Regions from separate parts of the Homo sapiens genome. Here all the other regions are linked to region 2. Evidence: chromatin loops called from intact Hi-C (ENCODE). Cell type or tissue: heart right ventricle. All regions are shown on one strand.

Evidence for each region. A loop is a pair of places that touch in the nucleus more often than their neighbours do. Peaks named below come from ENCODE experiments on the same cell type or tissue, not always from the same donor. Only the 100,000 strongest peaks of a DNase experiment are listed, where the experiment ranks them.
Region 1: a loop joins it to region 2, with 2.6 times the contacts of the local background. A loop is called at or near these places in 11 of 110 quality-filtered maps.
Region 3: it touches region 2 in a loop (2.2-fold over the local background); 20 of 110 quality-filtered maps call a loop at or near these places.

Annotation. Positions count from the first base shown.
Region 1 is chr18:21,894,450-21,902,449 of GRCh38, reverse strand. It overlaps LOC105372016 (a long non-coding RNA gene), which reads right to left and starts at 5,517. Exons shown (of 4, transcript XR_935276.3): 1 at 5,234-5,517. In heart right ventricle, CTCF peaks have their summits at 4,333 and 4,532 (motif pointing left); a DNase peak (open chromatin) is centred at 4,507; H3K4me3 peaks cover 350 bases.
Region 2 is chr18:22,701,281-22,709,280 of GRCh38, reverse strand. No RefSeq gene overlaps it. Among named protein-coding and RNA genes, the nearest start is that of RBBP8, 230 kb to the left of the region's middle. In heart right ventricle, a CTCF peak has its summit at 4,755 (motif pointing right); no DNase peak of the experiment used is centred here.
Region 3 is chr18:22,605,858-22,613,857 of GRCh38, reverse strand. LOC124904262 (a long non-coding RNA gene) reads left to right here. Exons shown (of 2, transcript XR_007066307.1): 1 at 1-1,093; 2 at 3,665-4,304. Among named protein-coding and RNA genes, the nearest start is that of CTAGE1, 190 kb to the right of the region's middle. In heart right ventricle, no CTCF peak of the experiment used is centred here; DNase peaks (open chromatin) are centred at 4,027 and 6,857; H3K27ac peaks cover 3,680 bases.

The DNA of each region.
Region 1 (8,000 bases), 810 kb after region 2:
TTGTGTCTGCTTCAAGCATTTGTTGAGATGAAATAAACCTACTGGCTTTGGGAGCCAGAGAAGAGAACCTGCACAAACGGGGAACAAACTCATCAGCCACATCCTCACTGTCCTCCTGAATCCTTACAAAATAAATCCCGCAGCCGCTGAATGTGGCAGGTTCTGTGACACCCCCTGTTTCCGGCAGAGGAAAGGAAGGCTGGGAGGGTGACATGACTTAGGCCAAGGTCTCATACAGCTTGTGGGGGCAGAGCCAGTATTGACTGAATCCAGATCGAGGGAGACTCAAGCCTGATCTTTCCCCTTCTCTGCACTGCCCCCCAGAACGGGAGCAAGATAAGTGAAAGTAAAACCAGCCAGGAGACTCCATGCATGCTTGCATTATGAGATACTCAGTTTGATCCAAACATTCTCAAACCTTGCTAGCTCACAAAGTAAGGAATTTGGGGTGGGGTTGAAAAGGGTCAGTAAATTAGATTTAGACTTCTACTTTGGTTAAAAATCCAAATTTCTAATCAGTTTACTGAAGAAGAAAAGTTGCTTCCACTACAGGCTGCAGAGTGTCCAAGAATCCATTAGCAAGATTTGGGGGAACTCCATTAAAATTTCTGCAGGAGATAACCCTACCTTCTCCACCCAGTTAGGGAGTCCCCAGCCTACTTAGGAGGAAGCTGCCAAGAGCTTTGGTCCTCAGAGAGGAGACAAAGCTACATCAATCAAGTCAGTATTTATTCAGTGCTGACAAGCCCAGAACTGGGATCTGCCAGCAAGAAATTCTGGTCCCTGTCACCAATTTGTTTATAATCTGACTAAACAGAGATCTGCTTACGCAAAATGCTTTGTAAGCAATTCAGTAAGATTTAACTGCAGGCTAGCCCAGAATGGGTGCTTAACAAATATGTGTTTCAGAATTTCTTTTTCTTTCTTTTTTTTTTTAAACTTGTAAGAGCTCAGATGCAGGAGAGATCCACGGGCCTCGGAGCTGCTGGGAAGGTTTCATGGCTGGGGGTCAGAATGGGGATGTGCACTGGATGGGGAAGATTTAGAAAGGGAAGAGCCTGAGCAAAGCTTTCATCATCCCCGAGCCCTGGTGTGTTAGTCCGTTCTCACACTGCTATAAAGAACTACCCGAGACTGGGTAATGTATGAAGAAAAGAGGTTTAATTGACTCACAGTTCCACAGGCTGCACAGGAAGCATGGCTGGAAGGCCTCAGGAAACTTACAATCATGGCGGAAGGTGAACGGGAAGCAAGCACGTCTTATCATGGCAGAGCATGGGAGAGAGTGCACGAAAAAGGAAGTGCCACACACTTTTAAGCAACCAGATCTCGTGAGAACTCACTCATACCCCGAGAACAGCAAGGGAGAAACCCACCCCCATGATCCAATCACCTTCCACCAGGTCCCTCCCCCAACACTGGAATTACAATTCAACATGAGATTTGGGTGGGGACAGAGCCAAACCATATCACCTGGAGAAAGTGGACAGTTGTGACCCAAGAAGGCTGTCTCTTCTCAGGTCCCAGTTGAGCGCTTGCTTTTGTGACATGAATGTCCCCTAACCTTTTTTACTGGCACAGTGACTCATGGCAAAAGCAATGCACTTTGTCCCAAGCAGAGACTGCAGCAGTAGGGAATATCAGGAAACCTTGGGATCTGCCCGCCTGCAGGTGGTGAGGTCCTATTAGTGGGTGGACAACGCGTCCTTGTTTGCCATGGGTGTGAGATCATTGCTCTGCTGTCTGCTGGCACTCCCCTGGAGCTGCCTCAGGCTGGTGGGTGAGTTAGGTCTCTAAGGATGTTCCATACAGGGACTGGCCCTAAAGTTAATGCAGCTTAGGCTGCAGGACCCTCATTTGCACAGGCCCTCCAAGGCTTGGGAAGGGTCCAGCAGTGTTTTCACATTTGCATGATTACATTGTTTTTTCTTTTTCTTTTCTTTTTTGAGACAGGGTCTTACTCTGTCAACCACACTGGAGTGCAGTGGCACAATCTCAGCTCACTGCAGCCTCAACCTCCTGGGCTTGAGCAGTCCTCCTGCCTCATCCTCCCAAGTAGCTGGAACTATAGGCACACACCACAATGCCTGGCTAATTATTTTATATATAGAGAGAGAGATGGGGTCTCACTGTATTGCCCAGGCTGGTCTCAAACTCCTGGGCTCAAGGGATCCTCCTGACTCGGCTGTATTCCCAAAGTGCTGGGAATACAGGTGTGAGCCACCACACCCAGCCAAAAATAATATATTTAACTGCTATCAGTTATGACTATTTTCTGTTTCTACTCTCACTTTCCTTTCTCCACTCTTTCCCTGTGCCAGGTGGGATGGACCAGCCATGGGCATATCTGAAGGTACATTGAGGCAGATGAGAATGCATTGAGGGTACATTTATTTGGGGTTTTGTTGGATACATTTATGTGGCTTACAATTACTTCTGTGAATTCTTCACTTATTACTTATTACTAAGCTATCTTAGGAGCACCCTCATCTCACTCCCTGCCTAGTGTTATGACGGGAAGAACCAGGGCTATCCCTATACACTGTGTCCTATGGCATCTGGCATGAGAAGTACATAGATTGTGGAGGAAAAAGGTTTGAAATGAATCAAGCCAGAAGGTGGTCTGTGAAAAATTCTTCCAACTGTCAGACATGGAAAATGGTAAGCCAAAGGTTCCATTAACAACTACTAGTCAATGGCGGAGTATGGTGACTCATACCTGTAATCCCAGCACTTTGGGAGGCCGAGGCAGGTGGATGGCTTGAGCCCAGGAGTTTAAGACCACACTGGGCAGTTTAGTGAGACCTCATCTCTATTTAAAAAATAAATTAAAAGAAAAAAACTAATCAAAATGGAATTTGTCTCCTGTGAAGAATATGTTAGCCGGGTGCGGTGGCTCACGCCTGTAATCCCAGCACTTTGGGAGGACAAGGCGGGCAGATCATGAGGTCAGGAGATCAAGACCATCCTGGCTAACATGGTGAAACCCCATCTCTACTAAAAATACAAAAAATTAGCCGGGCGTGGTGGCAGGTGCCTGTAGTCCCAGCTATTCTGGAGGCTGAGGCAGGAGAATGGCGTGAACCCAGGAAGCGGAGCTTGCAGTGAGCTGAGATCGTGCCACTGCACTCCGGCCTGGGTGACAGAGCAAGACTCCATCTCAAAAAAAAAAAAAAAAAAAAAAAAAAAAACGAATATACCTGATAATACAGCACATACAATTATGAACAAACTTTGCTTTTTTTCTTTTTGGAGGGGATCACACAAAATACAATTTTCAGAATTTCTCTATAGGTATGGGATAAAACTGCAGAAGCACTACAAACAGCAAGTTATAGTCATGTGTGAAATCCTATGTGTTATGCATCCCAACCATCAATAATAATTACCAAGCAACCACGCTAATAGGAACAGCTGAATTACATTTCTATTTTCTCTACTAAAAATGATTGTAGAAAATTGCAGACACATTGAAAGACAATCAAAGAGTATAAAGCTAAAGATATGGGGGAAAGAAGCATTAGATACGTTAGGGGGCTCAGTAATAAAAATGTGCATTTTTTCTGGATTTGGAGACATTTGTAGTCTTTTTTCTAATTGTGATCAGTTGTGATTTATTTTCTCATTCTAAATAAAAATTTATTTTCACATATACATTTGTATTTGTCATTTTCTGTTATCTTCCTAAAGATGACACCCAAATTATATACGCTCTGGGCCTCACAAAACCTTGATCCACCTCCTGAATGTCCATATTAGCTTATAGAACTGATAATCATCCTTGCCAGGACCATGGAAAACACTGATTTTTGTTTCTCTGGTAGACAGGCAGTATGTTATGATGCTTAGGGGCCAGGAACTCTGGGACCAGAATGCCAGAGTTCAAATGCCACGTAAAGCATGACCCACAGTTTCTATCATTTATAAGACACTTAGAAAGTGCCGCTTCATAACACTTCGTAAATATTCACTATATTATTATTAGACTTAGACATGTCTTCTCTTGTTCTAAACCCTTATCCAGTTACAATAATTGCAAGATACAGAATTTTGAGAAATCATTTGTGATTATATTTTATGTACAGCAATTTTTAAATGAAACACTACTCTAAACTAAAAGTAAAGAATGAATTAGGGCTGGGCACGGTGGTTCACACCTGTAATCCCAGCACTTTGAAAGGAGGTGGTGGCAGGAGAATCGCTTGAGCCCAGGAGTTTGAGGCTGCAGTGAGCCATAATCATGCCACTGCATGCCCTCCTGGGCAAAAAAGCAAGACCCCAACCCTAAGGGAAAAAAAAAAAGAATGAATTGGAGCTCTCTGTCCCTTTGTTTCCCACCACATGGTAGCATGAGGATGGAGTGCAAGCGCTGGATGAATTCAGCTTGAGTAAAGCCAGGTGATGGAGAGGAGAACGTGTAAAGGTCAGAGGTCCATTCACCAATGCAATGATCCTCACTGCCCCAACGCTAAGCCAGGGAGGAGCAGGGCTTCATTCTATTCACTAAGGGGATTTTACTGACCCCTTGTGGGAGAAGAGGTTGGTGCATCCAATAAACATCCCAGTTTGGGGAACATGTTCTCCTGCAGTCCTTCACCCGAAAAATTCAAGGAACAGAAAGGTGAGGTAGGTTACTAACTGCCCGAGTTCTTCCCATTCAACTCGAAACTCTTTACAGTTACTTCTCAGATCAACTTCTTTCCTGACACTCTTCAGAGTTCTCATCAAAGGCAGGAGGAGTTTGATGTCAGGAATATGGGCTTTGGGTGTTCAAAAACAAAATGAAGGAAGGAAAGCAGGGAGGAGGGAAGCAGGCAGGGAGGGAGGAAAGATAAGAAAAAAATTTTTTGGATCTTAGCACAGCTACTGGCAAATGAAAGACTGTAAGCAATCTGTTTAACTCCCTGGGCCTCCCTATCCTCACAGGTGAAATGAAACTCATAATGCTAATGATTGAATCAGATGGTGTATATAAAGTGCCCGTGCGCAGCCCACAGTGGATGCTAAATAAGTGTCTGTTGTTATCGTTAAACATGATGCTGCCATATTTACTCAGTATCATGATACTCATTCGACAGTTACTTCACACTACTATAAAGCACATCTTTTGAAAGAAAAAAAAAACAGAAGTTTCTTTTAAAAGAACAATTTCCTCAGCAGAGACCAGGCTTGACATAGTCTCTGACAGTATACACAGATGGAAACCACTTCTTGTCCAGACAGCCCGGCTTACCTCGTGCAGGCCAGGCCATTCCGGGGTGGAGAGGGTTGGGAGGGGTCACGGACAGCACCACCCCTTCTGTAGAGCGGGCGGGGCAGCCTAGCTCGGGCGTGTCTTCACTTCTTTTCCCGTAGGAAATGCCTAGGGTCCTACGCAAGTAAATTCTCTTTGCTGCGACTGGAGAGAGACGATTCCCATTTATCCAGCCTCCTCATGTTCTGGCCTAAGACGCCCTCGGCCCTCCAGGGGAGTGGGCTCCCGAGCAGGGCGGTTCCACGGTTAGATGGAGAGGAGGGGCGCGGGAAGACCGCACAAGGCCGGCTTCGCTCCCTCCGCGGCAGGTACCAGGGGCCTGGGCAATGCCTCCTCACTCTTTTCGCCTTCGTCCCCAGGGGAGGGGAGATGGGGCTGAAGGATAACAGACACAACTAAACTGGAGAGACTGGGTTAGAGGAAAACGAACTGCCTGGCTTGGAACCACTTGGCCAGACCCCTGGAGTGAATCCCACACCTTTCCAGGCTGCTTGACCTCCCTACTCATTAAGCCAGTGCAGCCCAGAATCCTGACCTCCCAGGCCTCCTTCCCAAGGTCCCCCCGCTCTGGAATGGCAGCATCTCCGACTTTTCCTTTTTCTGTCTCCCGCTACAGAGCAATCGAAAAAATAAGTTCTTCTATGTATAGTAAGATATTAAAAGTCATTATTGACCATGCGCAGTGGCTCACGCCTGTAATCCCAAAACTTTAGGAGGCCGAAGCAGGAGATGGCTTGAGTCCAAGAGTTTGAGACCAGCCTGGCCAACATGGCAAAACCCCATTTCTACCAAATATATATATATGTATATATATATTTTAAATATATATATATGTATATATATATTTTAAATATATATATATATTTTAAATATATACAACATATGTATGTATTATATATATGTATGTATGTATACAAAAATTAGCCGGGCTTGGTGGCACACGCCTGTGGTCCCAAGCTACTTGGGAGGCTGAGGTAGGAGGATTTCTTGAGCCAGGGAGGTTGAGGCTGCTGTAAGCTGAGATCCCGCCACTGGACTCCAGAGAATGCGACAGAGCAAAACCTGGGCATCAGAGTGAGAACCTGTCTCAAAAAAAAAAAAGTCATCGTTGTTAAAATGTGAAAAGTTAGATGAGGTCATCATGTATGCTATATGTATGTTTTTAAAAAGAAAGGAGATACCAATACATACATGCGTGTATTTCATAATATTAAAATAAAAAACAGTGTATTTTTCTACTAAAAATACATTAAACACTGTCTCTACTAAAAAATTAATAAACTATACTATTGTTTATAGGAGAATGAGGAGCTGAGTGGAAGAAACAGGGATAGAAGAGAGACTTCTTCCTTGCAGATGAGCAGTCTGGGTAATAATCATTATCATCATTTAAAAAAGAAAGAAAAATAGGAAGATAGACTTCTTTGAATATATTGTTTTGGAGAACTGACTTTGGAACAGTGTACATATTTTTCATAATTTAAAATGAAATTAATAAATGAATTAATAAAATAATTCTTAATATCCAAAAGTAAAATTAAACTTCTGCACCCAGTTGATAGCATAACTACACAGATACTATACCAACAGACTGTAAAACACGATAATTTGATGATCTATCTCTAGTTAGATACACCCTAATGATAGAGCCAAACAAAAAAATTCAACTTTTCGGAAATCATATTGTTGATAACATTAATATTGTTATTGTACAATAAATCAAATAATTTTTAAAACATTTTTTAAAAAGAAATGTAGGTATAAGATCAATAAGGTGGCTGGGTACAGTGGCTCATGCCTGTAATCCCAGCACTTTGGGAGGCCAAGGCAAGTGGATCACCTGAGGTCAGGAGTTTGAGACCAGCCTGGCCAACATGATGAAACCCCATCTCTACTAAAAATACAAAAAATTAGCTGGGAGTGGTGGCTGGCACCTATAATCCAAGCTACTCAGGAGGCTGCAGCAGGAGAATTGCTTGAAGCTGGGAGGCAGAGTTTGCAGTGAGCTGGAGTGCCCGCTGCACTCCAGCCTGGGCAACAAGAGCAAAACTCTGTTTCAAAAAAAAAAAAAAATCAATAAAGTTGTAAGCAGTCCTGAATTTGAATTGCAAAGTTCAGTTTGAACTCACTTATTTTTTTTCTTTAAAATATTCTTAGCCAACTGGGTTTGGTGGTTTACACCAATAATCCCAATATTTTGAAAGGCCAAAGAAGGAGGATTGCTTGAGGACAGGGGTTTGAGACCAGCCTTGGCAACACAGCAAGATCCCAACTCTACAAAAAATAAAAAATTAGTCAGGCATGGTGGCACGCACCTGTAGTCCTAGCCACTTGGAAGGCTAAGGCAGAAGGAGCCAAGTACTTGAGCCAAGTAGTTCAAGGCTACGGTGAACTATGATTGCATCACTGCACTCCAGCTTGAGCAACAGCGTAAGACTCTGTCTCTTTAAAAAAATCAAACAAACAGAAAACATTCTTAGCTCTTTCCACTGAAAAGAAAAAGTCTAAGAAATAATGACCAGCCCAGTAGCACTGACGCCCCTGATACCCACATTGTGATCTCTAAATGTCATTTCCTTAAACAGAATCAGGACTTCTTGGAGCAATGTTTTATTTCAGGTCAGGCATTTCAGAAACAAGAAAGCCATCAAAGATTAACAGATTTGTGTCAATAGGACTGCTGAATGAGTGTCTGCTAGCCAAAGATGGGCAATGTGAGCATCAGTGAAGACAAGAACTGAAATAC
Region 2 (8,000 bases):
CTTTTGTAGCAATAGTGGGAGAGGGTGGTGAGAATCCAACCAATATGAGAAATCCAGGCCAGGCATAATGGCACACGCCTGTAATCCCAGCACTTTGGGAAGCTGAGGTGGGTGGATCACCTGAGGACAGGAGTTTGAGACCAGTTGAAACCCCATCTCTACTAATAATACAAAATTTAGCTGGGTGTGGTGGCACCCGCCTGTAATCCCAGCTACTCGGGAGGCTGAGGCAGGAGAATCGCTTGAACCCGGGAGGTGGAGGTTGCAGTGAGCTGAGATGGCGCCACTGCACTCCAGCCTGGGCAACAAGAGTGAGACTCCACCTCCAAAAAAAGGAAAAAGAAAAAGAAATCCAGTCAGCAGGAAGATGGGGCTCACTCTACCTGGGAATGTAGGACGGTGTCTTAGAGCTGCCGCAGAGCTGCAGTGGGAGGATTAGGGACTCTGGAGCACTTGTGTTCTGCATTCGTCTTGTATAGACACTGACGTGTTATTTCATTTGCTCCTCACTGCAGTGTCATGAGGTAGACAAAGCAGGCATTATTGTTCCCATTTCGGAAGTGAGACAACTGAGACTTAGAGAGATTACATCACCTTGCCCAGTAAGTTTGAACCCAAGTGTTGTCATCATTAACTACATACTGTATATTTTATGTCAGATTCAATAGTTTCTGATGTAAAGGCCCAGATTTTAAGTGTTTTAGGCTTTGTGGGCTACACGGTCCTTATCACCACCAGTCTGCTCTGCTATTGTAGCATGCAGTTATTCATACAATACATTAAAATGGGGGCATGGCTGTGTTCCAATAAAGCTCTATTTACAAACATAGGTGGTAGGTTGGATTTGGACCCTATCCTATGCTAGAAAGCTATAACCGATTTTATGTGAAGAGTAAAGATTCACAGGGTATTAAATACACTTGTGCATTTTAATTCTCAAAAAGTAAATATTGGCCGGGCGTGGTGGCTCACACCTGTAATCCCAGCACTTTGGGAGGCCGAGGTGGGCGGATCACGAGGTCAGGAGATCAACACCACCCTGGTTAACACGGTGAAACCCCGTCTCTACTAAAAAAAGTACAAAAAAATCAGCCGGGCATGGTGGTGGGCACCTGTAGTCCCAGCTACTTGGAAGGCTGAGGCAGGAGAATGGCGTGAACCCGGGAGGCGGAGCTTGCAGTGAGCCGAGATCGTGCCACTGCACTCCAGCCTGGGCGACAGAACGAGACTCCGTCTCAAAAAAAAAAAAAAAAAAAAAGTAAATATTAAGTAACAGAGTGTAAAGGAACACAGCCTAACCTAATGTGATTCATGTAATAAGGAAAGAGCATAGGGAAGTTAGTTGAGTGGAGGTTACCTAGCAGTGAGGTGATGGGAGCTCAGGAGATACTCATGGAGGATGAGGGAGGTGGGTGATGCTGGGCAGTTATTTTCCAGGTGCCTCTGCCATGTGACTGCCCTGGGCCCCCCACAGCTCTCTTTTTTCCACTCTCTACCTTACTGTTCAGGCCTCTGCTGAGCTGTAAACCTGCATTTTCTATTCTGAACACCTCTCACAGAACCTCTCATCTCCTTTCTGATATGACAAATATTCCAGACCCTGCTTCCTGAAGGGAAGATGCAGGCTCTGCCCTAAGGTCAGGACAGGAAATCCTGGCAGGGAAGAGGAGCTAGGAGACTTGATGGGAATAGGTCTTTATTTCTTCCACCCACATCTGGTTCAGCCCAGTGACCCTATTATTTGGTGACACATTTCTGTCCACCCGGCTGGTTAGCTCTGCCAATAAGGCTAGAAGGGAAAATAGGAGAAACTCTAAGAGCAGAGCTCACTCTTTGAACATGGTACATTTCTTTCTTTCTTTTTTTCTTAATTCTTTTTTTGGAGACAGAGTCTCACTCTGTTGCCCAGGCTGGAGTGCAGTGGTGTGATCTTGGCTCACTGCAGCCTCCGCTACCTGGGTTCAAGCGATTTTTGTGCTTCAACTTCCTGAGTAGCTGGAACTACAGGCACGTGCCACCACACCCAGCTAATTTTTGTATTTTTAGTAGAGACAGGGTTTCACCATGTTGGCCAGGCTGGTCTTTAACTCCTGGCCTCAAGTGATCCACCTGCCTCGGCCTCCCAAAGTGCTAGAATTACAGGCATGAGCCACCGTGCCTGGCCTGAACATAGTAAATTTCTATTTATACTCAGAAAAATAGACTTCTTAGTAGGCCCAAGGAATCTCAAACTCCTTCTCATGCTCCTCAATGTACATTTCCAAGTGCATCTCATTCCTATTTTCTCTGCTATTTCTGTCACCTAGGATGTTTTCCCATCACCCCTCTTCTGTCTCTTCACCTACCCAGTTCCTGCTCATCTTTAAGGTTCAGCTCCACAGCTTTAAGGAATTGCTGTCTCCTTCATGGAGCTTTCTCTGCTCAGTTCTGTACTGCCTGTACCATTCATTCATTTAGCATTGTATTTTATACTGCTTTATGATCTTCCAGGTTAATTAACTTTTCACGTGTGTCTTGTGCTGTAATGACAGTTCAGCTACTCTAAAGCGTTGGCTGGGTTTTAAGTTATCAGTATCTTCCAGCACAGTGCTAGACTCATACTAAGCACACCTATGGAGTGGGCTACATCCACAACTATGATCTTTCAGTGGGCTTTAACATGGAGATTCCTTTCTCTCCATTTCTTTTTTTTTTTTTTTTTAACTTTTATTTTAGGTTCAAGGGTACATGTGCAGGTTTGTTATATAGGTAAACTTGTGTAATGAGGGTTTTTTGTACAGATTATTTCATCATCTAGGTACTAAACTTAGTACTCAATAGTTATTTTTCCTGATCCTCTACTGTTTCCCACCCTCCACCCTCAAGTAGGCCCCAGTGTGTGTTGTTCCTCTCTGTGTCCATGTGTTCTCATCATTAACTCCCACTTATAGGTGAGAACATGTGGTATTTGGTTTTCTGTTCCTGCACCAGTTTGCTAAGGATGATGGCCTCCAGCTCCACCCATGTTCCTGTAAAGGACATGATCTCGTTCTTTTTTATGGCTGCATAGTACTCCATGGTGTATATGTACCATATCTTCTTTATCAAGTCTACCATCGATGGGCATTTAGGTTGATTCCGTGTCTTTGCTCTTGTGAATAGTGCTGCAATGAACATATGTGTGCATGTGTCTTTATGATAGAGTGATTTATATTCCTTTGGGTATATACTCAGTAAAGGGATGGCTGGGCCCAATGGTAGTTCTGTTTTTAGCTCTTTTGAGACAAGTTCTTTCAGGGGCAGGTTGGAATGTGTAAGTGACCACACATGTAAAATGATCACTTTCTGTTGGTCTTCAGCCATTGTCCTCGGTCAAGTCTAATCAGTACTCTGTAAAATCCATGAGAGCAGAGACTGTGTTTGATTTTGCTCACTATTATATTTCCACCATTTAGCAGGTGCCTGACACATGGTAGATGTAATAATTATTGTCTGATGAAAGAAAGAGTGAATGAATATTATTTTTACCTGGTCCTGGTTGAATCCCTTACCCTGTGGGAAAGGGGCTGACTGTCAAGAAGTGAGGGGATGTCCTTAGTTGTCCCTTCTTGCCAGAGCATCTCAACCCCTCGGGATTGACCCCTCAACAGGTGATGAACAGAGATCCCAGAAGTAGTCACTTTCTGAGAAAACATCTCCTAATCTAACCCACCAAAGCTTGCTTCATAGTGTATTGAGATGTGCTTCCTGTCTTGGTCTGTCAAAAGACTTGAAATCCCTTCACAGTGTGAGTCACACATGAAGTGAGTGCTTAGTGGTGACTGTGTTTGCTGATTTGCTTATGAAGGCAAAATCTGATTTAAGAGCCAAAATTATATATGTATATATTCTTTGAACATCCCTAATCTGAAAATCTGAAATGCTCCAAAATTTGAAACTTTTTAAACACCAGCAGGATGCCACATGTGGAAAATTCCACATCTGACCTCATGTGGTGGGTCACACTCAAAACACAGGCTCATGGCAGTTTCCTCAGCACCCCCAGCTGTTCTGGCGATGCTACTGTGCTTCCTTACCCTTAACGTAATATTTTTTCACTGTATGACTGGTATGTCATTTTTTTTTACTGTGAAATACTTCTGTTTGTACACATGTCAACAATGATTCTTGGTAGCGTATCAGTTCAGTCAGGAATGACAGTGATGCCAAACCACCACAGACCGTCCACATGCGTGGCTGAGACAGGGCACCTTTGCTTTCTGATGGTTCAGTGAACATGAACTTTGTTTTGTGCATAAAATTATTAATAATATTGTATAATCTTACCTTCAGGCTATGTTTATAAGGTGTATATAAGACTTAAATTAATTTTGTGTTTTAGGCTTGGGTCCCAGCTCCAAAATGTCTCATTATCTGTATTTGAATATCCCCAAATTTGAAAAATTCAAAATCTGAAACACTTCTGATCCCAAGCATTTCAGGTAAGAGATTTTTTTTCTCTCTCTCTCCATATATGTATGTATTTATCGATAAACTTTCATAAAATATAAAAATTGTTAATACATGTGATTCACACATGATTAAATACTAGGGAGAATATACAGAATATTCATTCTGTCACATAGGACATGTTGTAATATATATTTAATTATCCACATGCTAAAATAGTTCATTTTCCTGAATAATGTTTTAATAAAAGTATTTTCCTCTTTTGGGCATTATGTAATAACACACTAAGGAGAAGGTTGGTTGTGTTTATTTACTGGCTTTGTGCATATTTACCACAAGGTGGCAGTATAGCAGCCCCTCCTTGCTTATTAGGGACAGAGATACACACCTCTTAATGTCGAGATAGCAGAGATTGTTTCTTCCCCCTCAAGTTTCCAAAGTCTAAAATCACGTCCGTATGTCCTGATTCGTAGCTAAGTAGATTTTTAAATTAAACGCATACATGCATAAGTCCAAATTCTCTCACACTCACAAAAACTCTCATCTACAACCTGGCCTGTATGACAGGATGAATAGTCTGTGTATTCTTAGTTAATCACGAGTGAATTGTATTAATAATTAAGCAATCTCTTGTGTAATAGGCAAAATCAGTTTTAAAACTTATTAGTGAAACTTTTAAAGCAGTTTAGAAGGCATAACCTATTTCAGTGGTGATATTGTTATAGGAGAAAAGAGGCCTCCATAGTTCTCGGTTGGCACAAGGAGAGAGAATCTACAGGAGGAAGGTGTGTGGGAGGCTGCGGGGAGAGGTGCATAGGAAGCTGTCAACCATTGCTTTTTGGCTACAAGCATTTACTGATCACTAATCGTTCATGAGTTTATTGTGTAAAAGCTGGTCTTTGACTTTTAAGAGCTTATGACCCAAAGCTATAGACAGCAGAGAAAGAAACCAGTTAATAGGTGAGAAGACAATCACCATTACCATGATCTAAGAAGGAGGTAAATAAAGAAGGAAGAAACACTGCTTTTATATGTCTTTCCAGGGGATGAGAAAGAGAGTAGAAACAGGCAGAATGGAATGGGTAAAAGATCAAGAAAATAATAATGAGATCCAGGTTCTTGCCTCAGTTCTGCCCCTCACCATTCTAGGTCACTGCAGCTTCCTCATGTGCTGAAGGAAACGTGGATTTAGGTTTTGGCTTTGGAAGCATTAACAGAAGTATGTTCTGCCAACAGTTTTTATTAATGGGTACTCTTCAGAAAAGATTTGTGTTGAAATAAGTGGGGAAAGCAAATGATCATATTGCATCTCATCCTCTCCCCCTCACCGTCAGAGAGTCACAATGTGTGTTAACATAGAAAGGCTCTGAGTAGCCTGGCATGAAGAAACTAATGTAACTTTGTTTAACCTAACACTTTGAACTTAATTTGACCATGGAACACAATTCCTCACGTCATCCTACTCCAAGAAATACCAATTAATATTGCATAGAATATTAATGACCTTTGGTAGATAATTTGGAAACCACAAATTGAGAGGTCTTCAAAGCCTGTTTCAGCTCTAGGAATCTGGATCAGAAGCTCCAGGAGGGTAGGGAACTAGATCCCACTGCTTTACTTTATCCCCAGTGCTTGACATAAAGTAAATGATCAATAATATTTGCAAAATCAATGAATGAACTGTGATCGTTTAGGTCTATTTCTCACTCCTTGCAGGAGGCATGGGCTCTGTCTACCCCCTTCTGAAGTTATGTGCATATCAAATTTAAGCAACTCCAGCTACAGAAAGGAGATAGGGACCTTTTGTAGTGTAAAAACACAAGGGAATTATGCTGAGTCTTTCTTGGCAATGTACGAGTGTGTCGTCTTGAAGATATTTGACCCTAATAGGATTGCTTTTCCATTTCCTCCTGTTTTCATAAGTCAAAGTCTTATTCAGATTCATCTGGGAAAAAAGAAGAAAACAAAATTAGTTGGAAGGAAATGACTGACATCCCCATTCTGAAGATCAAAGAGAAGGAAAGAATCTCAGGGGGGAGGGAGAATTAGAGGTTTCTAAGGACCAAGAGGCTCATGGTAGTGGACGATGGAGAGAGAGAGAGACTCTATAGAAGTGGGAGGCTCCTTGAAGGATAGGGAGACGGTGACTGAGTAATTGGCCCACACAATTAAGAAAGAAGTTTAAGAAGCTGCTAGAATAAGCTGAATAAGGTAGAGAAACCACTCCAGGTGCTCTGTTTGGGTTATAAGTGTATCTTGAGCAGAAGTAAGGAACTCAGGTGTATTCTATCAGATCCTGTGTACATGGGTATTCAGTTAAAAGCAAAACTTTTCTCAGGGTCCAGATAGCACCATTCTGCAATTAAAGACATAATATGGAAGGGGCAAACCCAACTCTACTGAAAGGATTAATAGCATAGAGTGCAATTTCAGGCTACACCCACCCAAAGATATCAGCTGCCTACTGTAAACTCCTTTGGTTAAGGCAAACTCTGGGAGGTGCCTGCTGAAATGCAATATGTGACCCAAAGAGAAACAGCACATTTACCCAAGAGTAATCATATTCACAGCACAGAGAACAGGGTCCTAGGACACAAAACACTGGAGAAGTAAATTTTCCTGGGGAAAGAGAAGCTGAGGAGCATGGGACAATGCCGCAGGACAGCACTGCACAGGCCCTGGGAGCTGGGAGCCAGGCCCGCGGGTGCCAAGGGCTTGCAGGGAACCCCAAATATAAGACGTGGGAGACATCGAAGGTATATTTTATCTGCTTCACCATTTTGTTCACAGCAGATGTAAAAAGAGACAATGTCAAGTTGAAAACAAAAGATCTTGGAAGACAGCCCAGACCTCCCCATTTCTGCTTTATATCAACTGTCCTGTTCTTATTATTTGTATCTAAAAATAAAGTATTGATGTGTATAATTATTAAATATTTGTACACATATCTGTACAATATATGTATAAATATAGTTGCAATTATTTTTAAAGTAAATTAAATCAAATTCAACATTTGAGGTTATTCTTGTAGTTCTTCATTCTTGCTCACTTGCATGCCAATATGATTTCTTAACAAGGAGAAAAAGGAACAGGGTTGCAATTGGCACTCTGAAATTGCATATAATATGGAGCCTGTAATATTTCCATCAAAAACAAGTGACTCTGGAGTTAATAACTGTAGTGATTATAAATCACTCCACTGCTTTACTCCTCCCCCTCCCACATTATCTCGAGTTTCACTACGATGTAGGTATCCTATGAAGGTGAGTCAGGTGTGCGAATGTCACCTGGCATGTGTGTAATGTGCGAAGAAGATTGCTAACTGTGAACTGGGCTCATGTCTCCAGCATTCAGATGGAGCAACACTGCTGGCTTAAAATGAGACAAATCCTCCGGACATGTGGAGGCCATTTTAAAAGCCATACCAGCTTGTAAGAATACTCTTTAACAAAAATTCCCGTCTGTTCAGATACAAGTCAGTTTTACATCCTTGATATTGCATGGTTTGTGCTAATTTTTCTAAGTCATTCTAACTTAGGGAAACAAATATTTCAAAGAAATAAACTCACTCC
Region 3 (8,000 bases), 95 kb after region 2:
GTAGAAAGTTATTACCTATTTTCATTTTTGCTTTGAAGGTTAAAAAGAGTCTGATTCTAATAATCGATTTACCTCTTAAATAGGGAAATAAGTCTGACTCCTGGGAAAAGGACATAAATTAACCTCTGGAAGTCATCAGAACTTATTAGCACATAAATGCTTCTGCTAAATCTGTCACCTTTCATTGAGCGCTCTGCCCGTCATGGGCTGTATTTGAGTTTTGTGGTATGCACTTAAGATTTTTAAGTGTGAGAGACATTTCCTTCTTTCAGGGTGAGGCAGGGTGACCCAAGGTCTCTGAAAGGTAAATACCAACTCCCCTGTCTCCCGAGCGAGCGAGCGAGCGACGGGCCTGTTTACAGTGTACCACCCTTGTCTGCAGGGAACATGCTTCACATTTTCTTCCAGGTGACGGGCTGCCTGCCAGTGACACCGCACACCTCGAGAGCTGCACAGTTTCTGCAGCAATATCATTCCTCTTCGGCTCCACCCTTTCCCTTTGAGCTTTACATTTCGTCCTTGCTCTGTGCAGTGCACCAATCAACACAAATTCAGGCAACCCCTCATTTCTCCCTCCTTTGATGACCCTGAAGCTCATCATCTGGCCAGCCCATCGCAGCCCAGAGCCATGTGTTGGGCGTGCTTCTGCCGTGGCGCTGGGAAGTCTGTCTGGGTGCTGTATTGTTTTATATTTTTCTCCCTCCTTCCCATGGCACCCTTTCTGCTGTTCCTTTCCCACCTTAAAAATAAATCCAAGGATATGAATAGCTTGAAATGAACTAAATCGGTCATTGTTATTACAGGAAAACTTTATACAGAATGCAAGCAATAATCCGCTTATATACACTGCGCTCTTACACAATAACTGATCCTTCATCGCTCTTCTCTGCTTGGCAAACGGAGTAGCTACCTTCTCATTCCCACAGTATTGTGTAAACATGAAAAGAAGCCAGAAGAGGTTCCTTTTATTTTGTTTTTGTTTTTTTGTTGTTTGCTGGCTTCAGGCTGGGCCCCAGCAGAGGGCGAGTGGCAGGAGGACACTTGAGTGGATTCTGCAAAAAGCCACACAGCTTTCCTCTGATGGATCAAAATGGTAATATTGATTCTATAAAAGTTTAAAGAGGTATTATGGCTGATTGGCAGGCATCCCTTTATTGAAGACATATCAAACCACAGGAAAAACTACTGGAACAGCTACTAGAACCCTATGGTTAATATAAAGTTTCCCAAATTCTGAAATTAAGCCTCCTGGCTGCCACCCTGGAGATATTAAACAAACTGTATATCTTCTATGTGCATCACTTATTTGTAAGGATAATTATATTCTTTTTCTGTTTTCCTACACCTTCTACTTCAGAATACACTAAAAACCCCCAAGTCACTTGAGCCCAGGAGTTCAAGGCTGCAGTGAGCTATGATTGCAGCACTGCATTCCAGCCTGGGTGACAGAGAAGGATCCTCTCTCAAAAAAAAAGGAAAAACAAAAATAAAAATTCCCAAGTCAAACCTTTAGTAAGAATTAGACTAAATTATTAAAAGCAATTTTGGAAAAAGAATTTACAAATGCAAAAAGAATGAGCAATTTACCTAGATACTTTGAATTTGCCAAATGAAGCTGATGCTTTGCAATGAAGCCTTTCTCATGCAAATCTGAAATTGCAGATGAACTCCAAATGGGATCCCTGATCTGTGATAGGAACAGATGAAGAAATGAAGCTTTTTATAGTATTTTGATGAACACTTTAATATTTCTCATCTGTCCTTGAGAAAGACATAATACATGCTAGCCTAGGGCTTGCTACATTTGGTATTGCTGTTTTTAGTCGTTAGCAAATTTTCTCAATGCTTTGGCTCTTTTTTTCTTTCTTTTTTTTTTTTTTTTTGAGACAGAGTCTCTCTCTGTCGCCCAGGCTGGAGGCTGGAGTGCAGTGGCGCAATCTCGGCTCACTGCAAGCTCTGCCTCCTGGGTTCACGCCATTCTCCTGCCTCAGCCTCCTGAGTAGCTGGGACCACAGGCACCCGCCACCATGCTTGGCTAATTTTTTGTATTTTTTTTAGTAGAGATGAGGTTTCGCCGTGTTGGCCAGGATCGTCTCGATCTCCTGACCTCATGATCCACCTGCCTCGGCCTCCCAAAGTGCTGGGATTGCAGGCGTGAGCCACCGTACCCAGCTAATGCTTTGGCTCTTAATTAGGACTAAGAAACATTTAGCAAAAGCTAAAGAGTCAGCTGGGTAATTAGGAAGTCAGGTCAATCAGTTCAACCTTTTCTATGTCCCTGCTGCAGGCAGGGCACTGAGTTGAGCGTCATGTAGGATATAAAGGTGAGTAAGAAATAGATGCTTTCCTCCAGGAGCTAGGAGACTAGCTAAGAATCTAGGATAAGGACACAGCACTTCAATCGAAGACATTAAGATGGTACAAATAAAGTGTGTAGGTTCTATTTATGGTAACCTAGGAAACATAAAAGCAAAGGAGGAGTTTTAAAAAATACTCGCTTGGAAATTAACATTTCTCTAAGATCAATGGTCAGTTCTCTTTATTAGTCTAGAGGCAGCAAACTTTTCTTTCCTGGGGCCTTATCCACAGCAGGTGCTTAGGTTACTTTATTAGAAATAGCAATAGTTTATGAGAACTGGACAGAAAGACTGCCACCTTCTTCACTCTCTCTAGCATCAGTGCAAAATCATGTGGAGGTTTGATTGTTAAAAAGCTACTAGACATGGTTTTGTGGTTTGCATTTGACCTAATCTACAAGATTGTTTTAGAGCTAAATGTTTTGAGGAAGGATCCATAGATCTTAAGAAATAAAAGAACTATAAGCAAATTGATCCAACTCCTTGTTTTTAAATAGATAAGGTGTCTTTAGTCCCCATTTGATGGACACTATTCAGAGATTGAATGCATTGCTGGAAGTTGCATGTGGTATAAGCATAGGAAGACTGGACTCCTGGTCCTTTGCCTCCCAGGACAGCGCTGTTGCACCACCTCTTGTAGATGAGAAAATTAAAACACAAAATTCCTGCGCATTGGTAGAAAACTCTTGTTTTTGTTTTCTTGCCTGTTAATCCAAACCTCTAGCTATAAAATAATATTATTCTTGGAGATCTTAATTGTCATTATTTATGTAAGATTTATACCACATCTATTTCCAAAAAAATTTTTAAATACATTGCAACCTTATATACACTACAGAATAAAACATCTAGAAACAGAACAACACCCTTTTTTTCTGAAAATTAGACAGAGTTAGCAAATAGCTGACGGGCAAGCATATGTTATTCCACTCCAGGATGGAATTTAGTTTTGAAGTTTCTTTGCAGATGAGATAAAATTATAAGTGTGTGAAACTATATTATTCCCTTACCTATTGGCTTTAAATTGGATTTCCAAATTTAGTAGAACCCAAAAATGAGAAGAAAGTGTTTTTTAATAGACCTTGTAGATGATCTTTCAAGTTTTGACCTTGTATAAAGCATTAGATTAAGAAACAAAGTATAAAAAACAATTACTCTTCAGTACTTGTGTGCATGTGTTTTAGAAGGATAATGGCAGTGGGCACATTTCTGGACCTGCAGCATGGGTGGGGAAAGTTTCTCTTTTGTGGGAGGGATGTCTAAAGTTTTCTCTAATTGTTTTTAGAATACCTATTTTTTTTTTCTAGAAAGAACGTCGGTCCTGGCAGTCTTTCAGCCACAAAGCTTTGAGAAATGGGGCTAAATATTAATAATAACTGCTTGGATTATAATGAGGAATCAATCAAAACACATACTGTTGATGAAGATGCCTTGAACACCGTGGATGCTGTAGAATAAGGGATTATGACTACAGCAATTCTTGGCTCCCTTCTCTGTTTGTTTAAGGGTTACACAGGCTTTGTTTAATATCTCCGTGTCTCAGTCCTTTCGGTTGAAGCACAAGGCATGCTTCAGCCACCTGAGATTAACTGCTAAACCCTGCAGCAAGCCAGCATCTCCTCCCTGCTGCCTCTCATCCGTCAGGATCTGCTCTGGAAATGGGCCAGTGGTGACGTGTGGGAATGCAGCCCTTTGTGTTTGTTTTTGGTGTTGGATTTGGTGGCCTTGGTCACGGATTGGCTTCCTTCTTTGAAACTGAACATCTTCCATGCCTTTGTGATTGAGTGACAAAAGTTCAACCTGCACATGCCAAAATGAACAGCCTAGAAAACTGATTATGGTTTCAGGACCAGCTTTAAAAAAAAGCAACAAAACCCTTCCAGTCACCCAGAGTTCTAAACATAATCGGTTGGTTCCCAGAAGTACAATAAAAGGAAGCCAGAAGTATTTTAGTCCCTAGTTGTTTATGAATCAACCTGATTTTCTTTTTCAGACTTTGAAGGTCACAGAATCAAATCATGTGGAGCCATTTCCATCAGTCCTCCTACCCACCCTTTCTCCCCTGTTCTCTGTTGCAAGTAGGGTTTTGCTAGGTTTAAGTAGAACATTGCTCAGAATTTCCAGGGGTTCTTAATTAAAGCAGGTTTCTTTTCCAAGAAAGCTGCCTTGGAAATTACTGGAAGGGAAGCAACAGTGACAAGTAAAGCAGGCGTCAGAATACCTTCAGTGTACCCCAGCCCTGCTCCTCCCCTAGAGCACAGGCTCAGGAGTTCTGCTGGCCTTAGGTAGAAGCCAAGGAAGAGGGGCCTGCACTCATCTTTCTGAGTAAGCCAGGGCACTTCATGTCTGGGATAAAGCCAGCAGGGCATGGGACATGGCATGGAACTGAATTTATATAGGAAGTAGACAATTAAGCCTGAGTCTTAGACACACACAGGAAGGTGACAGAAGAAGAAAGAATGACGTTTATTATTTTCTAGAGATCTAATCTAGAGAGCTTCAGTGTCCTTGCCATAATGTGACCTTTAAGGAACACAGCAAAAATCTTGGCATATTGCTTGCCAAATATTCAGGCACCTATTATGTGCCAATATGAATAGCACATAATAGGTACCTGAATAATGTAAGTTCTCTTCCCCACCTTTCCCCCACTTTTCTGCACATTGAATAGGATGATTTTAATTTTGCTTTACAAATTATTCAGTTATATCTGTTGTTATTTCATAATGTAAACAATTTCATATTGCTTATATTTCTTTTTTAGGACTTAATGAATAGCAAGGAAATATTTTTGTAATTGATAAGCTTGTTATGCAATTCCAGAAACCTCCTTTCAATGCCTCTAACATCCACATGGTACACTCTGGCACAAGTCAAAAAATATATTAAAAATAAGAACTAAGAATTATCAGATGCCAACTATGTGCAAGGCATTGTATTAGGTTCTTTATCTTAGGTTTTCCATTTAACCCTCAAAACAACCCCAAGGGCGAGGACGAGTCTTTCCCATCTCCCTGTGAGAAAGTAGCTTCAGAGAGCTCTTGCCCAGGTCTCACTGTGAGCAGGTGGCAAAGTTGTTGCTGGAGTATTGTTTACTCAAACTCCAGGGTCCAAGTTCCTTCCACCTCACATAATGCCAAGGCTCTACTGTAGGTACAGGAAGCGAGAGCAAGAGATCTTCTCACTGCCTTCCACAATGTGGCTTCCTTAAAAGCATTTGAAGAAGGAGATGGATTCTACCAACTGTAGACAGCATCTCTGCTGGGGCCAGGCTGAGGCAGGACGGGTCTTGGGGGTGGAGTCAGGATACTCCTTTCTCATCCAGCCTCCAGCCAGCTGTTTGTGTTTGGATTTTTCTGGGGGCTAAGAAGTTTCCCGGTAAGAGACGGTGAACTGGGTCTTCAAAGGGGGTCCTGATGTACACCAGCTCATCTGGAGAACAAAATGGGGAGAGCAGGGCAGGGTGACAGAGGTCAAATTGCTGGGGAGATTCTCCGGATGCCTGAGAGAGGGATCGACCTAAGGAAGGGGGATTCAGGCAGTGAGTCCAACTTACCAACAAGGTTGTGGGGCTGAGAGAAGGTGTAGACCTTAGATTTTCTTGAATCTGCCCTGACCCCACCACTTTGCAGGGCTCTGTGCAGCCTGGAGTGGGAACGGCTGTCTGTGCATTAGGAGGTGCCACTCAGTAAGCCAGGCTTCAGCATCTTCCAGCCCATGCTGCCCTGCTGTGGTGCCTACTAGCAGCCGGGACCTCAGAGAGCAGGGAGCTACTCTTCTCACTTTGTAACCAACTGCCTGGAGTACCCAAGTGCCAGGAGGATTGAAACCGGCACCCAAGACTTCGCTAACATATCAGGGGAGGCAGAGATCAGCAGGAATGTGCCATGGCTGTGGCCACAGTGGTGGCGAACAAAGGCAGCAAGAAAGGGCCTGGATCCTTGTGTCAAGGCTGGGTGGTGGTGGCCACGACTTGGTCTAGACAGATTCACAAGAATGTCTGAGACATCACCGGGGACTGCAAGAAATAATTAGGGCTGAGTACATAAAAAGCTCCTGCAGGGAGCAAGTTCCTTTTATGCAGGTAGGGAGCCTTACGCCATAGAAATTGACAATCAGTGTTACTATGTCTGCATAGACAGGGGAGGCCTAGAGTTAAGTTCCATGAGCAATGGAGTTACGCGACCCAGAATAACAAGGCTAGTATGTAGGAAATAGTATTCAATTTTTGTAGGATTAGATCACCTCAGCCCGATAGGCTGGGCAAAAAGCCCTAATGGCTGTGCACATATCCTACCTCCAATAACTTAGATTCCTCCCTGTCCCTGGCTTGGCTACTCCCCCACACTGAGGGCCACAGAGAGGCGATGGAGTTGGTTGCTATGCTGTGCAGAGTTGCCACTGAAATGTGCTGGGAAACCAGGCTTGATAACTGTACATGGAACAGCTTGTCCTGACCACGCTTTCTCTGAAGAGAGCCAGAGGCAATGCTTCAGAGTGCTAGTGGTATGGCTGGGCCTGCCGGGAAGCAGCTCTGAAGCCCTGGCTGTGAGGCTTAGTGAGAAGGAACACTCCAGTGCAGTCATCAGAAGGTGCAGTCCCTGGGATGAGTGTGAGGATGTGAACTGGCTGGGGCAGCAGCACCAGGAGATGACGGTGAGCACAGCTGCCAGGGTCACCCCAGCTCCTCACCGGACATGGCCTGGGCCTGTGTCTCTCTCCCTGCCCAGAGTGGAGTACTAGCAGGCTGTGGGAAGGCTCAGATCGGGTTACCAAGCCCTTTGTACCCCACCCCAGCACTCTGAACTACAGCAAAATCTGGGGCTCTTAACTTTTTGGTTCATGATCCATGGATCCTTTGGGCAGTATGATGAAGCCTGCATTCTCCTTCTCAGACTAATACTTTAAATGCATAAGATAATATATTTAGGATTAGAAAGGAAGCCAGTTATGTGGAAATATGGTCTGAAACATCCCCAGAAACGTCAAGAAATAATTAGGACAGGGTGGAATAAAGGATCTTGAAAAAGGTTAGGGTTCCTTCCGTGCAGCTGGGGGCATGCGTTATCGAAATGTTCAGAAACTAGGTTTGTGATATGAAAATATCTGTGCGTCTGTACAATGCAATGCATAACAAGATTAAGCAGCAGGTCTAATACCATAATTCTCCAATTCTGACACTATAATTCCAAGTAGTGATGAGCATAACTGTTATTTCAAGATACCTGCTACAACTGAAATGTGATTTGAAAAATCTATAGTTTCTAGTGGTAACGAAGTCACAGATATACTGACATACTGATGTGGTGTGCTGTCTACATTCATAAGAAAATGCTAAATTTAAATTAAAGTGTAATGAAAAGAAAGATGTATTTTTTCCCACACTGTTTCAAGGCACCCCCCTAAATTCTATCTATAGACCCCAGATTGAGAACTCCTGTCTTCTGTGCTTGTGCAGAATGACTTCAGGAAAACACACACCTGGTTCCGAGTATGTTTTCTTAGCTCAATACCAGTACCATGTAACTATAGTTGCCTCAGGGTGTGTAATAATGACTAGGCAATGCACAATGCCATTGCAACAATGTGACGAAGGCTAGCCTGTATACCTATGAAATTCATTCCCTGCAAGGCTGTGGAGGG